2 separate regions of the Homo sapiens genome follow, and region 1 is linked to region 2. Evidence: read pairs that join two places in POLR2A ChIA-PET (ENCODE). Cell type or tissue: GM12878. All regions are shown on one strand.

Evidence for each region. Peaks named below come from ENCODE experiments on the same cell type or tissue, not always from the same donor. Only the 100,000 strongest peaks of a DNase experiment are listed, where the experiment ranks them.
Region 1: POLR2A ChIA-PET joins it to region 2 with 6 read pairs; 4 of 35 experiments call an interaction of 5 or more read pairs at or near these places.

What each region holds. Positions count from the first base shown.
Region 1 is chr1:180,874,053-180,876,552 of GRCh38, forward strand. The region is part of intron 13 of XPR1 (xenotropic and polytropic retrovirus receptor 1); the gene reads left to right. Among named protein-coding and RNA genes, the nearest start is that of LINC02816, 31 kb to the right of the region's middle. In GM12878, no CTCF peak of the experiment used is centred here; no DNase peak of the experiment used is centred here.
Region 2 is chr1:181,013,907-181,016,406 of GRCh38, forward strand. The region is part of intron 1 of STX6 (syntaxin 6); the gene reads right to left. Among named protein-coding and RNA genes, the nearest start is that of STX6, 7.7 kb to the right of the region's middle. In GM12878, no CTCF peak of the experiment used is centred here; DNase peaks (open chromatin) are centred at 702 and 976; H3K4me3 peaks cover 697 bases; H3K27ac peaks cover 1,182 bases.

The DNA of each region.
Region 1 (2,500 bases), 140 kb before region 2:
AACTTTTCTCAAATTTCTCCTCAGCCTTAGAATTGGAAAACCATGTTGGCCAGGCTGATCTCGAACTCTTGACCTCAGTTGATCCACCCACCTCGGCCTCCCAAAGTGCTGGGATTACAGGCGTGAGCTACTGTGCCCGGCCCAGAGGTTAATTCTTACAAAGTTAAAATAACCATTGATGATGACTTAAAAGCTTCTTTAGAACGGGGTTCCATTGAAAGGATAAGTGGAAATTGGGAGGTAAAATGGCTTAAAACAGAAATCAATCATTTTTTGCAATTTGGCAGTCTGAGTTATTCAGCCCAGCCTTCTCACTGAAAACAATAAAAATGCTAGATAAAATGTGTTTAAATCTGGCCAGGTGCACTGGCTCACTCCTGTAATCCCAACACTTTGGGAGGCCGAGGCCGGTGGATCACCTGAGGTCAGGAGTTCAAGACCAACCTGGCCAACATGGTGAAACGCTGTCTCTGCTAAAAATACAAAAATTAGCTGGGCATGGTGGTGGGCACCTGTAATCCCAGCTACTCGGGAGGCTGAGGCAGGAGAATCGCTTGAATCCAGGAGGCAGAGGTTGCAGTGAGCCAAGACTGCACTGTTGCACTCCAACCTGGGCAACAAGAGCAAAACTCCGTCTCAAAAAAAAAAGTGTTTAAATATTCTAAAAAAAAATCAGACAAGATAATCCAAAATCTAAATGAAAACAGGAGCCCCAAGATAAACAGAGCACTAACACTACCTTTGCACTATAGAAATTTGCCAAATCTGTAGACTTTGAAATTCACTTGTGACTGCCAATTAAAATTTGTATGCACCTAATAAAATGCCTTAAAATTTTGTAAAGCAAAAGCTGGCGTTGCTACAAGTAAATTTACAATTTCAGATTTTAACATATTTCCTTCAGTGATAGATAAATAACGGGTCAGTTAATTAATTAAACCTGAATGACATACGTAGAGAACTGCATCCAACTACTAAATACATATTCTTTTAAATACATGTAGAACATTTACCAAAATTAACCTTACACTGTGCCATAAAGGAAGTCTCAACAAATTGCAGGGATTATAATCACAAAAAGATAACTCAAAAGTCCCAAATGTTTAGAAATTAAGCAGTACATGTCTGATAACCCCAGGTCAAAATTGTAATGCAAATTTTAAAATATTTTGAGTAGCCAGGCATGATGGTTTATGCCTGTAATCCCAGCATTTTGGAAGGCCAAAGTGGGCAGATCACTTGAACTCAGGGGTTTGACACTGGCCTGGGCAACATGGCAAAACACATCTCTACAAAAAATACAAAAATTAGCTGGGCATGGTGGTGCGCGCCTGTAGTCCCAGGTACTCAGGAGGCTGAGGTGTAAGGGTCACTTGAGCCTGGGAGGCAGAGGTTGCAGTGAGTCAAGATCATGCCACTGCACTCCAGCCTGGGTGACAGAGCAAGACTCCGTCTCAAAAAAAAAAAAAAAAAAAATTTTTTTTTGAACAGAATGTAATTGAAAATGTGATAAAAGAGAAAAATGTAAAATGCAGCTAGGGCCATGCTTACAAGGAAATGTGTAACTTTACATGTATATATCAGAAAAGTATATAGCTCAGGAAATAAGAAAGATTTAAAAAACAGCAAATCCCAAAAGAAAGTAGAAGTAAATATAAAGAACGTAAATTAATGGAACAGAAAACAAACACACAATACAGAAAATTATTAATGATAAAGCCAAACTTAATTTCCTTAAAATGCCAAATACTGTTGATAAAGTACTTAAGACTGATAAAGCAAAAAAGAAAAGGAAGTACAAATTATGAATATCAAAAAACCTAAAGACATTTATTTAAAGAGTAAGACTATCTTATGAGCAACTTTATATCAATAAATTTAAAAATTTAGATGAATGGACAAATTACTGAAAAAGCAGTGTGCCAAAACCAATAAAGAAGAAATAGAAAATCTGTATTAAAGAAATTAAATTCATGTTAAAATACTTTGCACAAAGAAAACGCCAGGCCCAGGAATTCTTTCAAATATTTGAGGAAGAAATATTAACCAATTTTATACAAAACTCTTCCAGAAAAAAAAAGAGCATAAAAGGAAACACTTTCTAGTTTGTTCTCTGCAGCCAGCATAACTTTGATATATAAGCCTACAATGACATTTTAATAAAAACTAATCTGTCTCATGTACACAGTTGTAAAAATCCTGAATGAAATATTAGCATATGAATTCAACAATATATAAAAAGGGTAATACAAGTTAGGTTCGTTCTAGGAATGTAAGATTTAACATTCAAAAATCAATCAGGGCCAGGCACGGTGGTTCACACCTGTAATCCCAGCACTTTGGGAGGCTGAGGTGAGTGGATCATTTGAGGTCAGGAGTTCAAGACCAGCCTGGCCAACATGGTGAAACCCCATCTCTACTAAAAATAGAAAAATTAGCCGGGAGTAGTGGCGCATGCCTGTAGTCCCAGCTACTCAGGAGGCTGAGTTGGGAGAATTGC
Region 2 (2,500 bases):
GCCTATACTTGTGTTCCAAGATGAAAGATGCAGATGGAAGGTATAGTGGTTGTCTTTTATGACTTAAGCTTCAGGAGTCAAGCAGCGTCACTTCTGCTTCAATCTGCTAGTCAAAGCAGTTTATAAAGGTCTGCCCAGGTTCAAAGGAAGGGAATACAAACTCCAGTTTGATAAAAGAATGCCAGCTTCACAATTTAATAAAAACAAACAGCCGGGCGTGGTGGCTCACGCCTGTAATCCCAGCACTTTGGGAAGCCGAGGTGGGTGGATCACCAGGTCAGGAGTTCGAGACCAGCCTGGCCAATACAGTCAAACCGTCTCTACTAAAAATACAAAAATTAGCCGGGTGTGGTGGCATGCACCTGTAAACCCAGCTACTCAGAAGGCTGAGGCAGAAGAATCGCTTGAACCCAGGAGGCGAAGGTTGCAGTAAGCCGAGATTGCACCACTGCACTCCAGCTTGGGAGACAGAGCAAGACTCCATCTCAAAAAAAAAAAAGAAAAAAAAAGAAAGAAAAGCAACACAGGACAGAACATTTATTGGTGCAGCCATCAATGGAAAAAATACAATCTGCCACAACTCTTTTATCTGGGACAGCACCTACTCTGCAAGTCTTTACAGAGGGATCCCCATTTCATCAATACAGTAAAAGAGGCTAGTCAAGGCTGAAAGTTTCCATTCTAGTAATGAAACATGAAAAATTCAGGTTGAGTGAGCCTCTGCAACACATCAGACTCCCACTCCTCACTCTTCTCCAACTGGTTCCTGCCCCATACCCCACAAACCTGGTTTCACCACTCATCTCTCCAGAAAGAGAGGAACTCTTTTTATTGCTTGACTTCTACATTCACATCGTTTGTATTTGAAAGGAAACACATGCACACCCTTTACTTGACTTTATTGCCATTTCCAAATTCAACCACACTGTGACATATTTTGTAATTACTCTTGTGAAAATGAAACATCATTTTTACTCAGTTACCTACAATTATATACAATTTTTGACCCTAACTTACTGCTGCTTCCACAACTCCACCAATGACACTGCAGGTCAAAGTCACGAGTGAATTTAACTTGTCCTCATTTTTGGTGCACTTGACACTATGGCCCATTATATCTATTTGCTTGAAACTCTCACTTTCTCTGTCTCTGTGACATTGTGCTGTTCTAGTTTTCTACCAGTTTTCTCCTTCCTCTTCCTCCACTGGATCCCAATGTTTCTCAGTACTCTTTGTGGCCTCTATGTGCTCATCAGCATTCACAAGTTCAAAGCACCCCTCTTAAGCTGATGACTCCCCCACTATACTTCCAACCCTAACCACTCAGCCAGGCTTAATTCCTATATTTTTAGCTGCCTATAGGATCATTCCATTTGCCTAAAACCAAATTAATCATATCCTCCCTACAAAACATAATGTATTCAAAACAAACAAAATAGAAAAATCTGCTTCCCTTTCTAGCTTCCTCATTTTAGCCAATAGTGCCACCATTTTCCAAGTTTCAACACTTGTCTAGACAAGAGTCATTTTTGACTCCTCCTCCTCCTTACCTTGCACAACCTCTACTTAAATCCAATCACTGAATTTTCAGATCTGGAAAGAACTTTCAAGATAATCTAGTTTGTGCTCCTTAAACATAAATAAGAGACCTTGGGGCTCAGACATATTGGCTGCTTGCCTCAAGTTCTTCCAACCCTGATTATAAGACACTTTCTATTACCAAGACTTATTTAATTGCATTTTTCCAAAACTTCCACACAAATCTTTTTTTTTTTTTTTGAGAGGGAGTTTTGCACTGTCACCAGGGCTGGAGTGCAGTGGCGTGATCTCAGCTCACTGCAAAAGAGGGTTCAAGCAATTCTCCTGCCTCAGCCTCCCAAGTAGCTGGGACTACAGGTGCCCACCACCACACCCAGCTAATTTTTTGTATCTTTGGTAGAGATGGGGTTTCACCATGTTGGCCAGGCTGGTCTCGAATTCCTGACCTCATGATTCGCCTGCCTTGGCCTCCCAAAGTGCTGGGATTACAGGCATGAGCCATCGCACCTGGCCCACAAATCTGTTTTCTTTGTAGAATCAGAAGATCTGGGTTTGAACCCTTAAAAGCTGACTATAAGCAAGTGAATAGTAACTGCTAGTTTAAAAACTGCCTCCTGATTTAGAATTTATGATAGAAATCAGATTAAATTTAAACTCCTCAGGCAGGTATTCAAACCCTCTCCCACTCCTCCTCCTAACCCAAACTGGCTGACTTTAGTATCAAGCATGGTTTCTCACTGAACAAATTCTGTTTCAGTTGGCAGGTCTTCTTCCCATCTTTATCTTTCTCATTCCTGGTTCTTGACTTCCACTCAGTTGTTTCCCCAGCCTAGAAGAGCCTTACACCTCAGCAGACACTTCCTTTAAGGCCCAGATTGACCAGCATTCCCAGCATGGGTCTTTCTTTTTTTTTCAATCTCCACAGCATCTCAACTCTACTGCAAAATCTTACACAATATAT